Regions from separate parts of the Homo sapiens genome. Here region 1 is linked to region 2. A link is a loop called in an ENCODE intact Hi-C map of the cell type or tissue named here. Cell type or tissue: sigmoid colon. All regions are shown on one strand. Each heading gives the region's core, and the rest is flanking DNA. Links, peaks and the distances in the headings are about the cores only.

The links. Peaks named below come from ENCODE experiments on the same cell type or tissue, not always from the same donor. Only the 100,000 strongest peaks of a DNase experiment are listed, where the experiment ranks them.
Region 1: a loop joins it to region 2, with 2.3 times the contacts of the local background. A loop is called at or near these places in 2 of 110 quality-filtered maps.

The regions. Positions count from the first base shown.
Region 1 is chr5:68,155,127-68,163,462 of GRCh38, reverse strand. It overlaps the pseudogene RNU6-1232P and the pseudogene EEF1B2P2. Among named protein-coding and RNA genes, the nearest start is that of LINC02219, 31 kb to the left of the region's middle. In sigmoid colon, for the core only: no CTCF peak of the experiment used is centred there; a DNase peak (open chromatin) is centred at 4,032.
Region 2 is chr5:68,028,770-68,037,105 of GRCh38, reverse strand. No RefSeq gene overlaps it. Among named protein-coding and RNA genes, the nearest start is that of LINC02219, 160 kb to the left of the region's middle. In sigmoid colon, for the core only: no CTCF peak of the experiment used is centred there; DNase peaks (open chromatin) are centred at 2,695 and 4,667.

The DNA of each region.
Region 1 (8,336 bases), core at 242-8,241, 130 kb before region 2:
AGAGTAATGTTCTATTTCTTAAGCTAAGAGGTGAGTTATTGGATGTTTATTTTATTCTAAGTTGTAAGGATAAATGATGCATACTTTTTGTATCTAAGGTAGATCTCTCAAAAACGCTAAAAGATAATGAAACCAGATCGTATACAGTAAGAAGCAATCACTTCCAATTGAAAAGGGCAAGAGTAGTTTCCACAGGGAATTGGGTTTTGAACTATTATCAAAAATTTGATAGGCAAAGCTCTGGAAGGAGAAGGGGAGAAAGAAATTTTAACTTTGGCCAAATGGCATAATCAAATCATAAGAAGTAGACCAGTCTGTCTAGAGAGAATTGTTCATATGGGATATGTCAAGCAGATCAGGTTGGAAAGGAAGTTAGATCAAATTCTTTTTTTTTTTTTTTTTTTTTGAGGCAGAGTTTCTTACTGTTGCCCGAGCTGGAGTGCAATGGCTCCATCTCGGCTCACTGCAACCTCTGCCTCCTAGGTTCAAGCGATTCTCCTGTCTCAGCCTTCCGAGTAGCTGGGATTACAGGTGCCCGCCACCACATCTGACTAATTTTTATAATTTTAGTAGAGACGGGGTTTCACTATGTTGGCCAGGCTGGTCTTGAACTCCTGACCTCGTAATCTGCCTGTCTTGCCCTCCCCAAGTGCTGGGATTACAGGCGTGAGCCACAGTGCCTGGCCCAAATTCTTAATTCAATTAACTATATATGAATTTTGAGAAGATAAGACACACTGCAGATACATTCTTATGGGAGAAGGTCAAAGAAAGTCTGACGTGTGGCTGCTCTCTGTGCCTACATAGAAAAAATTCAAATAGTATATATAGTTTACCACAAACTTTTAGGCAAAAGCCTGATTATGTAGTCAGATCCATCTATGTGCAAAGTAAAACATCTTTGACTTACTAACTTATTTTTAATTTTTTTTTTTTTTTGAGACGGAGTCTTGCTTTGTCGCCTAGGCTGGAGTGCAGTGGCACGATCTTGGCTCACTGCAACCTCCACCTCCCAGGTTCATGCCATTCTCCAGCCTCAGCCTCCAAAGTAGCTGGGACTGCAGGAGCCTGCCACCATGCGTGGCTAATTTTTTGTATTTTTAGTAGAGACGGGGTTTCACTGTGTTAACTAGGATGGTCTTGATCTCCTTACCTCGTGATCCACCCGCCTCAGCCTTCCAAAGTGCTGGGATTACAGGCGTGAGCCACCGTGCCTGGCCTTATTTTTAATTTTTATTAGGTAATTTGAGGTAATATATGTAGGCATTTTTTTAACTTGATCACTCTATAAGGTTTACAAGGAAAAAGAATTAATCTTGTCTAACCCTGCCCATTCCTGAGTTCCACTACCTAGAGGAACTACTTTCAACTTTCAGGCTTTTCTGATTTTAAATTCCATTTTTGAAGAAACATGCTTATATTGCTACTTCTTGATTTAGACATGATTTTCTCTATTAAATTAGGATTTAGTTCTTTAATAACTACCATCCCTAGACTTTACTGCACACAATTACTTCTTCATCTTTATGTTCCCAACATAAATCTTTCACAATTTTTAGCCAAGTCAGAGTACAGTATTTACATTATTTTGATCATGTAAGTATTGTTCTCGGTTGAGCCATGTGGTACCCTGTGAACACATTTTTTCCTTGTATAACTTCTAAATTTTACAGGGGTTAATTGCTTCTTTTGTATTTATAATTTTCTATTCACATAGCAATAAGTTATCCCTAAATTCTCCATTCAAGTGTCTAACATGCCCCTCAATGTTGTCAAATTTAATTGGTAATTTCTATGTTCCATTTTTCCCCCCTTGAAGACATCCCTCTTGGAGTACTCCATCTTCTTATTCCAATCTGGCTTACTGAAGAGTTGTTATCCCCAGACTTCCTTGACTATCATCCTAGAAATTCTCATCACTTCTTTTCTTCTGTGGGATACCATCTTCCTTTTTTCTCCTGTGTGCTTAGGGTGGGGCTTGTCATATGGTAGGCCTTTCTGTACACAAGGCCCATCTGGTTCTTTGTGGAATCCCAAATGCCAGTTATCTTTAAGATTTATCTCTTGGGCTTATCAGCTTTCTCAGACAGAATCATTCAGTTGCCTGATGGTAGGGTGTGCATGAAAGACCGGCAGCAAGCGTTTTGGAAAGGCCTTGGGGAAGGGGCGGGTTTACTCTTCAGTATGCAGATGTTTCCTTAATCACTCTGTTTTCAATAAAGAGCCTTACTTTCACCTTCAAATGTTCCAGGGGTCTAAAAAATTGCCCTCTCCAGTCTAGATGGATGAAGGTTGAGAGTCATCTCATCAGATCATAAAACTACCAAGATCGTAAAAGAGGTCAATCAGTTAAGTTTTATAGTCAACAAATATTTATTGAGTGCCTAATTTGAACAAGGCATTGTGTTAGAAATTGAGAGAATGCACACTTCCTTACCAAATTCCTTGGAACTGCGACCTACTCTTTGAGAAAAAAAAAAAAAAAAAAAAAAATCAAGTTTTCTACAAATCCCAGAAAGGAGTGCTCACACACAAGGTTTTGAAACTCATTACTCCAAGAGGGTCTAGGCCAAATGTGGAAACAGTTTCAAAAAAGATATAGGAAAGTACATAATTGTCAGCTCCATCGAGACAAACTAAAATGTTGTGGAAATATTTCTAACCTCTGAGACTCTTGACAAAGAGAGCAAACAAGTCTTTCAACAATTTCTTTCTTTTTTTTTTTTTTTTTTGAAACGGAGTCTTGCTCTGTCACCCAGGTTGAGGTTCAGTGGTGTGATCTCTGCTCACTGCCACCTCCGCCTCCCGAGTTCAAGTGATTCTCCTGCCTCAGCCTCCTGAGTAGCTGGGATTACAGGCACCCACCACCACATCTGGCTAATTTTTGTATTTTTTAGAGACAAGTTTTCACCATGTTGGCCAGGCTAGTCTCGAATTCCTGACCTCAAGTGATCCACCTGTCCACCTGCCTCAGCCTCCCAAGTGCTGGGATTATAGGCGTGAGCCACCGTGCCCAGCAGTCTTTCAACAATTTTGATTGGTAGTGAGAGGTATGTTCCTGCAATGCTACATGCAGTTCCTAGAATATACTAAATTCTACTTTGATGAAGTGTATCTACTATCGTGCAAGTCTGTCAGCAGATATTTTCTATATCGTTCAAATTAAGTGTGGAGCGGAATGATCTTCATAGACCAGCAGTTCTCAAAGTGTAGTCTTTGGGCCTCTGGGGGTCCCCAAGGTCAAAACTAGTTTTTATAGTAATACTAAGACATTGTTTGCCTTAGTATTAATAATATTAGTATTATTAATAATAGCCTTTCTCATTGTGTTGATATTTACATCAATGGTGTTTGTGCTTTAGCGTAAACCATAACAGTAGCATAAAACTATGCCAGCAGATACTGTATTCTTCACCACAAGGCTCTTGCAGAAAAAAAAAAAAAAACAAACCAGTTTCACTGTTTCACTTAAGAATGTCGTTGAGCTTTTTCCTCTCTTCAGCGCGGGGTGCCCACAAGTTGCGCGCTCTCTTTCTGCTGCTCCCCAGCTCTCAGATACAGCCGACACCATGGGTTTCGGAGACCTGAAAAGTCCCGCGGGCCTCCAGGTGCTCAACGATTACCTGGTGGACAAGAGCTACATTGAGGGGTATGTGCCATCACAAGCAGATGTGGCAATATTTGAAGCCGTGTCCGGCCCACAGCCTGCTGGCTTGTGTCATGCCCTACGTTGGTATAATCATGTCAAGTCTTATGAAAAGGAAAAGGCCAGCCTGCCAGGAGTGAAGAAAGCTTTGGGCAAGTATGGTCCTGCCAATGTGGAAGACGCTACAGGAAGTGGAGGTACAGATAGTAAAGATGATGATGACATTGATCTCTTTGGATCTGATGATGAGGAGGAAAGTGAAGAAGCAAAGAGGCTAAGGGAAGAAAGTCTTGCACAATATGAATCAAAGTTAGCCAAAAACCCTGCACTTGTTGCCAAGTCTTCCATCTTACTAAATGTGAAACCTTGGGATAAGGAGACAGATCTGGCGAAATTAGAGGAGTGCGTCAGAAGCATTCAAGCAGACGGCTTAGTCTGGGGCTCATCTAAACTAGTTCCAGTGGGATACAGAATTAAGAAACCAAATACAGTGTGTAGTTGAAGATGATAAAGTTGGAACAGATATTCTGGAGGAGCAGATCACTGCTTTTGAGGACTATGTGCAGTCCATGGATGTGGCTGCTTTCAACAAGATCTAAAATCCATCCTGGATTATGGCATTTAAATAAAAGCTTGATAGATAAAAAAAAAAAAAAAAGAATGTCTTTGAGTGCTCGCTTCAGCAGCACATATACTAAAATTGAAATGCCCCTATGCAAGGATGGCATACACATTTGTGAAGCCGTCTATAGTTTTAAAAAAGAATGTCTTTGAAACAGCATTAAAAAAACTTCTTAAATCTCAACCATTATGTACACTTTAAAAATACTCTGTATGACAAAATGGGAACTGCACAGAAAACGCTGTGGCTGCATGCTGAAGTATGACAGTCGGTGTGAGGAAAAGTGCATGTTTAATTGTATGAGATACAAGCTGAAGAGCCATTTTTCACAATACACTTTTTTTTTTTACTTGAAAGAACAACTGACAGACAAATTATAGTTATTCATACTTGAGTATTTGTCAGACATTTTCTCAAAAATTAATGAAGTGAGTCTGTCACTTCAAGGAAAACAACTGGCGGTATTTGTTGCCAGTGATAAAATTTAAGCTTTCAAGTAAAAAATAGAATATCAGAAAATTCGTATTCACCACTGTGGGCTTGACAACATCCTAATACTTAAGGCTTTGCTGATGAGATTGGTGATGATGTTAACAATGTGATTTAGAAAAAAAAAATGTTTTTAGAGAAGGGGTCTCACTATGTTGCCCAGGCTGGACTAGAACTCCTGGGCTCAAGCGATTCTCCCATCTAAGCCTCTCAAGTAGCAGGGACTACAGGTAAACCTGACTGTGCCCAGCTAACAATTGTAATTTTTTAAAATATTAAAATAATAATAATAATAATAACATTGATAATAAAACACATCAAATTTGGGAAGAACAACGTAAATCACTGAACCAGTATTTTCCAAATGATCAATGCATGGGTAAGAGATCCATTCAAAGTGAAAGATAGACAGAAGAATTTTAATTTGACAAGCAACGTTTAAGAAACTACTACTTGGTGATTTTGGGGTAATATTAAAGAAAAATATCCACAACTATTTAAAAAGGCTATTAAAATACTCCTCCATTTTCCAACTATATCAGCAGAATGAAAGAAGTAGTAGACATGAGAATCCAACTGTCTTCTATTAAGCAAGACATGAAGGTTTTTATTTATTTATTTTAAAATTTTACTTTAAGTTCTGGGATACATGTGCTGAATGTGCAGGTTTGTTACATAGGTATACATGTGCCATTGTGGTTTGCTGCACCCATCAACCTGTCATCTATGTTTTAAGCCCTGCATGCATTAGGTATTTGTCCTAATGCTTTCCCTCCCTTTCCCCCCACCCCTGACAGGCCTCACTGTGTGACGTTCCCCTCCCTGTGTCCATGCATTCTCATTGTTCAACTCCCACTTATGAGTGAGAACATGCCGTGTTTGGTTTTCTGTTCCTGTGTTAGTTTGCTGAGAATGATGGTTTCCAGCTTCATCCATGTCCCTGCAAGAGACATGAACTCATTCTTTTTTATGGCTGCACAGTACTCCATGGTGTATATGTGCCACATTTCCTTTATCTAGTCTATCACCGATGGACATTTGGGTTGGTTCCAAGTCTTTGCTATTGTGAATAGTGCTGCAATAAACATACATGTGCACACAGACATCAACATTTTTGCAATGATGTAACAATGCTACTTTTCTCACTATTTAAAAAAATGCAGTTAATTTTCATCAAATATGCAGTGATTCCTAATTTGGGATGATATTGCCCAACCTCCCCTCCAGGGACACTGGGCAATATCCACAGACATTTTTGGTTGTCCCATTGGGTGGAGGTGGCAGGTAAGGTGTTGCTGGCATCTAGTGTGTAGAGGCCAGGGATGCTATTGAACATCTTATAATGCACAGAACAGCTCCCACAACAGAGTTATCAAGCGCAAAACATCAATAGTGTGGAGGTTGAGAAGCCCTAGACTAAATTATAGAAGACAGATACAAAAGCTGCCTGTCAAAACAAAACAATGAAGCCAAATCACCTAAGTGTATGTATCCAAAATGCTACATTTTAAGGCCAAGATGCATACAGATTAGAGTAAGATACTAGGTTTAAGTCATGAAAGCTGTTTTCTGATTCACTAGAGAGAATAGTTTGTAATTTTTTGTTTTTGTTTTTGGAGGGACTGAGTCTTGCTCTGTCACCCAGGCTGGAGTGCAGTGATGCAATCTGAGTTCACTGCAACCTCTGCCTCCTGGGTTCAAGCGATTCTCCTGCTTCAGCCTCCTGAGTAGCCGGGACTACAGGCAGGTGTCATCACACCCGGCTAATGTTTGTATTTTTAGTAGAGACAAGGTTTCACCATGTTGGCCAGGCTGGTCTCAATCTCCTGACCTCAGGTAATCCACCTGCCTTGGCCTCCCAAAGTGCTGGGATTACAGGTGTGAGCCACCGCACCCGGCCTCAGTCTGTAATTTTCTTTTTTTTTTTTTTTGAGACGGAGTCTTGCACTGTCGCCCAGGCTGGAGTGCAGTGGCACAATCTCAGCTCACTGCAAGCTCTGCCTCTCAGGTTCACTCCATTTTCCTGCCTCAGCCTCCTGAGTAGCTGGGACTACAGGCACCCACCACTATGCCCGGCTAACTTTTTATATTTTTAGTAGACACGGGGTTTCACTGTGTTAGCCAGGATGGTCTTGATCTCCTGACCTCGTGATCTGCCCGCCTCGGCCTCCCAAAGTGCTGGGATTACAGGCGTGAGCCACTGCGCCCGGCCCTCAGCTTGTAATTTTCTACGGGAAAATATAGGGCTAATTTTTAAGCTCTAGTTTATCATTAAAACTAATAGAGTTTTAGAAATTCATTCTATCTCATGTTCAACATATAACTCATGTTTGGTATTGTAATCTGTATTTGTATTTCCGAATACACAGCAAATGTGAGGCCAGCGAATGTGAACATGAAGTAAAAGACACAGTAATTATAGCACCCTGTACTCTGGGCTTTGACTCAAGGCATTGTCTAAGGTTCCTCAAGCATCCATAAAATACAAGACTTAAAGCGTTAGTAAGATGTCATGTTTTTGAAAAATAGAATAGTACTAGAGAATGAAGCTAGTTAATGGTTGTTGGACAAATTAATGACATCATTTTGGTAAGAGAGGATTTATATAACTCCTAAAATCTCACCATAGGTGGGATCATCATATCAGTCAACTAGTCATACCTAAGCGCGGTTTAATTATATCTTCCCAACTATTACTCCTCATCCCGCGGTATGTTGAAGTCCTAACCCCTGATACCTATGAATGTGATTTCATTTAAAAATTGGGTCTTTGCAGATGTAATCAAGTTAAAATGGAGTCATACTGGATTAGGATGGGCCCTAAACCAATCCCGGGTGTATTTATAAGGACTGACAGATTTGGAGACACACACACACAGAGGGAAGAAGGCCACATAAAGACAGAAGCAGAGATTGGAGTGAAACAGCTACCAGCCAAGAATGCCCAGCATTTCTTTTCTTTTTTTTTTTTTTTGAGAGGGAGTCTCGCTCTGTCTCCCACGCTGGGCAGTGGTGCGATCTCGGCTCACTGCAAGATCTGCCTCCCAGGTTCACTCCATTCTCCTGCCTCAGCCTCCCGAGTAGTTGGAACTACAGGCACCCGCCACCACGCCCAGCTAATTTTTTTGTATTTTTAGTAGAGATGGGGTTTCACCGCGTTAGCCAGGATGGTCTCGATCTCCTGACCTCGTGATCTGCCCGCCTCGGCCTCCCAAAGTGCTGGGATTACAGGCGTGAGCCACTGCGCCCGGCCAATGCCCAGCATTTCTAGGACTGCCAGCAACTAGGAAGTGGCAGGGAAGGATTCTTTCCTAGAACCTTCAGAGGGATCATGGCTCTGCCAATTCTGGACTTCTAGAACTGTAATGCAATACATTTCTGTTGTTTTAAGCCACCGAGTTTGTGGTATTTTGTTACAGCAGCCCTAGGAAATTAATAAGCATACCAGTCTATACCAAAGCCTCTTCTTCAAACCTTTTGCAGGTAGTTTAATGGTCTTGGGCTGGGAGAGTCCAGTGATGGGGCATTCACTACCTAACAGAACAGGTAGATTCACTGCTGGCTGGTTTTAAAAGTTAT
Region 2 (8,336 bases), core at 34-8,033:
GGCTGAGACAGGAGAAATGCTTGAACCCAGGAGACAGAGGTTGCAGTGAGCTGAGATCGTGCCACTGCACCCCAGCCTGGGTGAGCGAGACTCCATCTGAAAACAAAACAAAACACAACAAACAAACAAATAAACAAAAGACTCCACAAGTTATTCCCATACAATTTTGAGCCCAGAAGCAACATATAATAGTCTTGTTAGAAGATCAGCTGTATAAACTCAACACTTAAGATAAGAAGTTAGACTTGGCCTCCTGGCCAGAAGGCTTACCATGGAAATTACAGTCCCCACCCCTTCTCCCTCTCTTTTTTTGAGTTCATAAAGCAATGATTCCAGATTTTAAAGAAGTCTTTACTTTTCCCACTCAGGGAAGAGCAGAGACACTTAAAAGTTGGCCAACCAGTTTTGTCGAGAAGCTTGTGGACAAAAGTGGAAATGGAGATATATTGTGACCACATTTCTGAGCAATTTTAACTCACTGGACTAACTGATATGACATGTCATATCAAATAGACAACAAGCAAATCAGGAACACACCTGCCAGTCCATTGTCAGAAAAAGAAGTGACTACTCAAGCAGCATGGTAGCCCAGTGGTAGGGCAGGTGGGGTCACCTCTCTTTATTTCTTTTTCTCCCTGACTTTCTATTTTGCCTCCATCTTGCTTTTCATTTTCCCTCTCTCTCTCATCATCAGGGAGTGGAATGTGCCTCACAGCAGCTTCCTAAGAGGCAGGAAGAGAAGGCTAAGTGTGTGAAGAAATTCCTCTCGAGCAGTTCGAATAACCTGTTTTCTCTGATTTAGTTCTGGAGAAGGCTGACAAAGAAGAGTTTGGTTATAAGGAGTGGAGATGATAAAGGTTTGCTTACAATGTGGGTTGGGTGGTGGGCATTTTAAATACTAGGGGTGGGGAGGCAGGGAGTGCTGCTGCCACCATCTCTAGAACTCAGTTCATTGCTCACTTAAACTGGTCTCCTCATTACTTTGACAGAACTGCTCTTGTACCTGAAGCTATGTTTAAATACGTTTCCCCATCCTGGCCATAGCAGGAAGACAGGGTAGTAATTTGAAATAAAAAGAAAAAGAATGGAAGACTCAAAGGCATTCCTTAAGCACCCTGCTAGGTAGCCTTCTACTCAGACCAGCCTTGGTCCATTGGTCCATTGGTCCCTGCCCTAAGCTCACTGTCAGGCGGAGAGGGGAGGTGTCAGACTTATAGTCCTGAAGATAGGGGCTCCCAGATGTAAGATGCATGTTAAGACAGGATGAGAGTTAATTTGGAGTCATCAGTTTTGAGGTACAAAAGAAAATCATTTTTCTTGCTCAGCGGCCACACCCTCATTTGATTCTAACATAATCTGTGTTAGTTATCTATTACTGTGTTACAAATTACCCCTAAAACAGAGCATCGTGAAAACAAACATTTGCTATCTCTTCATTTCTGTGGGTCAGGGGTCTGGGTGAAGCTTATGTGGGTCCTTTGCCTTAGGGTTTGTCATGAGGCTGCAAGCACAGTGACAGCTGGGGCCACAGATTTGTGGAGGCTTGCATGGGGGAAGATCTGCTCCAAGCTCACTCAGGCAGCTCCTAACCGACCTCTGGCTCTCTGTAGCTGCGGACTGGAGACACCAGTTTCTTGCCTCTCATAGGGCAGCTCACACCATTGCAGGGGCTTCCCTCAGAAATCAAACAAGGGAGAAAGGAATAGGAAGAGTGTGAGCAAGATGGAAGTCCCACACTTTTTGTAACCTTATCTTGGAAGTGGCACACTATCATTTTTGCTATATACTGTTTCTTAAAAATGCATTCACTCAAGGGGAAGAGATTGCCCAAGGGCATGAATACAAGGAGGCAGGGATTTCCAGGGACCATTTTAGTTGCTGCCTGTAACCAGCTGGACAACCAATGGTAGTCTTCAGACTGAAGTCTAAATGACTTTTGGTTGCCTTCAAAACCCAAATCCACCCTGCAAGAGTACAGAGCTACCACCATTGAGGATATTAAAAAATGAAAATGTCGTGAACTCTTATTTAAAGTATTTAAACTTCTGACTAGTTGAAGAAACTATGTCAAAGGAGACAACACCCTTTTGGATATATAAAATATGATGACTGCGAACCCCGTAGGTTCCATTCACACTGTATATTTGTTTTCATGATGAGGCTTTTGCATGTTGATAATTAGCCAAAATAACACTATTCCATTTTCCAAAGTAAAAATAAATTCCTTGTGTGAGTCTAGCTCCTACTAAATTGTAGGGGCTGTGACATGGGCAGGAAGGAGAGTGACTCCCTATAGTCACATGGTTTGGTCATTTAAGCCCCCAGACAGGCAGCAGAGGCCTGGGTACCTGAATCCAGCACCTTCTGGCAACTGCATCTAAACCTACACAGGCTGGTGCCAGCACAGCGTAACTGTGCTCAGCATGGGCAACATGATGGGAAGGAGACCCAGGACCAAGATGAATAGAACCGGCTCAGGTTCTAGCTAAGCACCAGATTCTACCAGGGTGCTTTGTCCACCCTGCTCTCTGTAAAGCTTTTGTCACTTTGCAAATTTAATTCTCATGGATTGGAAGAAGGGAAGTTCATATCTAGAAACTTGGAGACATTGTGAACCAGGAAAAAATGGTATCTTGATTGCTGGCTGCTCCAAGTCTTATTGGCTTGTGGCCAAGCTTTGGCCTGCTTGTTAGAGCTATGCAGGGAATGCAAAGAGGAGAGTCTAATTCTCTCAATGGGAGTCAGAAGCAGGGCTGATTTTCTCTACTCATATACTTAGAATTCACCCATAAGCCCACTCCCTTGGCCTCAAGTGGGGCTCTGGACTTTGGCCTAAGCCAGATTCCTTATTTCCTCTAACTTGCTCCTGGTTCTAGTTATTAAGCCAAAACTTTGTTCTAAACACAAGTTGTGAGTGATTGGGTCTTCTTATCTCTATCTTCAAAGATAAGTTATACATTAGCAAGATTATTAAAGGGTGGGGTAGGCTAAGAAGGCAGAAAGTTTAACTCATTAGTGACTAGAGTGGGTCTTCGAGGTCACTCAAAGTCTGGAAGAAAGGAACGCACTGGAGGAGGCACTGGTTTCCTTGCTGGCATTCAAATAGAAAGAGTATGCACAGCGGGCATGAGAAGAAAAGGCTCGGGGCAACTAAGCTTTTTCTGAACACTTCTGCAAGTCACTTAGGAAGCTGTCATCTGAGGGGCTCCTCCAAGTTCCACTCACAGACAAGAGTCCCAAAGAACTAGGATAGAGAGAATTAGCTTGTTGGTGGGAGTAGAGGAACCAAGCACAGGGTCTTACGATTTGATTTTTGTTTTCTCTTTTCTTTTCTTTTTTTTTTTTGAGACAGGGTCTCACTCTGTCACCAGGCTGGAGTGCAGTGGTATGATCTGGGCTCTCTGCAACCTCTGCCTCGAGGGTTTGAGCGATTCTCCTGCCTCAGTCTCCTGAATAGCTGGGATTACAAATGTGCACCGCCACGCCCAGCTGATTTTTGTATTTTTGGTAGAGACCAGGTTTCACCATGTTGGCCAGGCTGGTCTCGAACTCCTAACCTCAAGTGATGCACCCGCCTCGGCCTCCCAAAGTGCTGGGATTGCAGGCGTGAGCCACTGCACCTGGCCTGTTTTTTTGCTTTTAAGTATGCTTTCATATACACTGTTGTACATTATTTTAGGTAGTGAAGTGTGAAGTGTGAAGTGTGTGTGCGTGCCCCTGTGGGGGATAGAGGATTGCCTTATATTCATTTCTGTGTGTTAAGGTCCATAGAGGAAGTCCGTGCCCCCAGGCTAGCAGATAGTGCAGCGCAGAATGTCAGAATTAGCAAAATCTGCTCCCAATTCCTTACTTAAACCTTCCTAATGCTCTCAACAGTGTTTTAAACAAGTCAACACTTGCCCACGGGCCTGCTCTGCATTCTTCTGAGCAGGGTGCCAGAGTCAGTTAGTCTGAAGAACACAAAGGCTCAAGGAAAAGAACCTGCTTAGTCTCTGCCACACATATGTTAGGAAAAGAAAAAGGAATAAAAATGTTGAGGTCTGAGCTTTCATGCTGACCGGATCTATAAAAAAAGACTTTAAATTTTCTTTTATCTTCTTTAGCTATTGTTATTGCATTTTCAGTTCACATTATGATCAAGTGTTAGAGTGCACAATTAGTTAACAGATTACTTCAAGAAAGGTAGAAACTAATTCCAATAATAGGACAAGAAAAGATACGCTATTTCTGGTCAGCATCTATTTTGCCCCAAAACATGCTACAACTATTACTCATAGGTAAGCAAAGGAGAAGGAAAAATATCAAAAATCCTGAAAGGAAAGGAAAGAGGGAGGGAAGGACATAAACTGCAGGTCGTGTCATACGACTGTATTTACATTTGGACAAATGCACCTTTTATCAATTCTTTTGAATAAATATATATTTATAGTGTGTCTACATTAACAAAAGGGTTCAATAACATGAGTTAATTATTGACAGAGTTCCTATTGAATTTTTGGCTCAATTTCTAGCCTATGTTGAAAAAGTTAGACTTGGTACAAATTGACATGCTGCAAATGGCCTCATGCAAGCAATTGCAATAGTGCACCATGACATCTGGTTGTCCGCAGAGATGTGAAAAACTTCTGGTTCAGACACTGGCTAACAACGCCCTTTCTTCCCAGATAGTGTGACTTGGCTTAGGGGCTTGAATGTCCTTCCTTGGAACTGGCCGCAGAACTTTGGAAACTGAGAGTCCCATTTGGAATTGATAACTCATGTTCTGGGCAAAAGCAATACTAACATCAAGTCCTCCAAAGAATAGGAAAGCAAAACTCATTTTTTCCTCTATTAATAAAGAGAATAACTTCACATTTTTAGAGCTTAATTCTAACATTCAATGGAGAATTAAAATTTGGCATCAACAAATGTTCAAGTATTTATTAAGTGTTTTCCAACTCTCGGCACTGTTATAGGTGTTATAGTGAGCAGAAAACCCAGAAGACATAATTTCAGCCCTCAAAAATCATATACTGTGATTGAAGACTGAAGTACACGCTATACCAGGGTATCCCAAACTGAGGTGAAAGGATGGATTCACAGCTTCCATGGTTTTCCTGCAATTATTTGCAAAATTTTGTGTATATCTATTGTTTTTCAGAGGAGAATGGCAAGAGTTTTTTTCTTCTTCTTTTTCTTTTTCTTTTTTTTTTAGAGGGAGTTTCACTCTTGTTGCCAGGCTGGAGTGCAATGGCACGATCTCAGCTCACTGCAACCTCCACCTCCTGGGTTCAAGTGATTCTCCTGCCTCAGCCTCCCAAGTAGCTGGGATTACAGGTGTGTGCTACCATTCCTGGCTAATTTTTGTATTTTTAGTAGAGACAGGGTTTCACCATGTTAGTCAGGCTGGTCTCGACCTCCTAACATCAGATGAGGCACCTGCCTCGGACTCCCAAAGTGTTGGGATTACAGGCGTGAGCCATCGTGCCTGGCCGAATGGCAAGAGTTTTAAATCAGATATTTAAAGAAGTCCATTTCCTAAGAAAATATCTAATAACCTGGGAGCTATTTATTATATATTAATAGTAAAAATAAGAACTAACATTTATTATTGTGCCAGGATTCATGCTAGGCACTTTACATTTGACTCATTAAATGGTCACAATAACCCTATGGAGTAGGCGTTATTATTTTCCCATTTTACAGATATAAAAACTTAGAGAGAAGGCAAGTCAAAGGGTGCTTGATTAGTAACTGTTAGCTTAGGAGTTGAACTCAGATCTATTTGATAGCAAAGTCTGTGTTCTTAATCTCTGTGATACATAATAAGAAAAACATATGGGAGTTGAAAAGCAGTAAAGGACAAAAGTAGAAGAGATGTCAGAAGGCAGAGAATCTGGGCACAGTGAGCAGTGGCCAAGTTGGCTACAAATGCTAGAATAATGTGCTAAGAAATGTCTTGATGGAGGTGAGAATTGAATAGAGACTTGTAAAAAAAAAAAAAAAGAGGATTTTCTAATTTAGTGTTCAGGACCATTTAGCAATACTTCCTGCAATCCCAGTTGGTGCTAGCTGGAATGCCTAGCCGTAACATTTTAAGCCTTTAAGTGTGCTTCTATATTCAACAAAGTAAATAAATTTTTGCACTCTTACAAAGGCAAGCAAATGTCTGGGCTCTGGAGGAACGTACAAATGTGAATAAGATAAGGTCCAGCTCACAAACTGGTGAAAACACATAGGTAGGGAATTCTGATGGAAAGAGGCAAAGTTTAGGAACACAATGAAAGGAAAGCCTTTGGCAGCAGCCTGACAGAGATGGTATCTCAGCATGTTGCCTAGGCTGGTCTGGAACTCCTGGCCTCAAGCAATCCTCCTGCCTCGGCCTCCCAAAGTGTTGGTTTTACAGGCGTGAGCCATCGCAGCCAGACAGGCTTATCTTCGTGGAACAAGTTGGATTGAGTTTGGCATAAAGGAGTGGTCAGGATTTTGGCGGGGAGATAGGGGGAAGGAGATTTCAGGGCTGAGATCTGAATGGGCTGCCTCTTCACCTCATTGGCTTAGCTCCACACTTTGCTGGGATTTCTGCTTTTGAGTCCTGTCTGTAGGCTCCACTTCTTCATCACTATTGTTAAGGGGACACTGGCAGATCTAATTTCTTGGCTGGTACTACCTTAGGCTGGTCAAATGAAACTCCAGGTTGCAAAGCTGGGCTCATAGGCATAGCCCAGCATTTACAAGGGGGAGCTATGGTGCCCTTGCTTGAGATATTTATTTGCTTTCTACACTGAGAATCTCTCAGCAAATTTTTTTTCCTTTAATCAAAGTTGCCATAAATGAGCCTCTGGCTCTCCAGGTGACCTTACCTCAGGAAGGTCTCTGTACTTCTGAATGGCTGTACCCAATTCAGAGCGTCAGATATACTGCTGCCTCCTTCCCCTGGCTCTGTAGCATTGGAGTTGTTTTCAGAGGGGAAATCTGTGCATCTCCCCCATGCTTCATGGTCCTTCCAACTGTTCTAATGCAGGGTTAGACATTCCGAAGTTAACCCTTCACCCTTTTCCCCCATAGGTCTTTCTCAGCAAATGACAGATGGACACAGGTGAATTGACCCAGATCTTCATCCTATGTCAGGAGAATCCTCACTCAACTCACTAGGTACATTTGAGTTAACCTTAGTTAAGGCTCTTTTGAGGTATCCATTTAATAAACTGTTAGTACAGTTCATCTGAATTCAGTTATTTCTGATAAAAACTTAGATTTTTTTAAAAAGGGCTATATAGGGTAAACTATAACATTTACCTTTAACATCTGAAATGGACTAGTTAGTACTAGGAGGCCACATGCTCCACGGGCTTTTGCTTCAACTTGTCTTGAACCCTTGGAGACATCATTCACCCCTCTAGTCCTTGTTTTCCTTGCTTGTATATGGGGTGGATGTTGTTTAAAGTTCCCTCCAGAATTGACTTATCTAAGAAATTACAGATACCGTTTTCATTTGTTCACATGTAAGTTATAAGAGCATGCATGAAGGTACTGGTGAGTGTGGTGGCTCATGCCTGTAATCCTAGCACTTTGGGAGGCCAAGGTGGGAGGATTGCTTGAGCTCAGGATTTTGAGACCAGCCTGGGCAACAGCAAGACCTAATCACTATAAAAAATTCAAAAATTAGCTGGGCGTGGTAGTGCACGCCTGCAGTCCCAGCTACCTGGGGGGCTGAGGTGGGAGGATAGCTTAGGAGGTCAAGTCTGCAGTGAGCCATGATGGTGCTACTATACTTGAGCCTGGGCAACAAAGCAAGACCCTGTCTCAAAAAATAAAAAGTTTAAGCTTCTCACTCTTCCTGTTGTTGACCTCAGTGGTCCTTCTAAGGATACAAGCTGCTCCCTCTTAAAGAGGCTCTGTAGTTTTTACTCTCTCTCTCTTTCTGTCTTGCTCGCACATTCATATACCATTTGAGGCTCACATAATGGATCAGGCTATTTACTTTCCCTTTCAAGAAACCTTGTCATTTGATTGGGATAGATCTGATATCTGGGACATCTGGGTCATGTGTTATTAGGAGGAGAATCTAACTGACCTTTCCCACCTCCCCACCTCCTATAATAAATGCTTCTCTCTAACATCTTCTGCTTTCTTCTCTTTAAAGTGACCCCTGCCTATAGCAACCTTATGAGTGGGCACAGGGCATAGTTAACTTCCAGAGGCATTTGCTGTCTCAGACAGAGCTGCAGCTGCCTGGGGCTGGTAGAAAGTCTACTGGTTGATCATCAGTTCGGACTAATCATTACCCACTAAGCATAGATGACCATGTGGAGGGCAGGCTGCAATGGACGGTGCTTTACTTTCCCTTGCCAGGG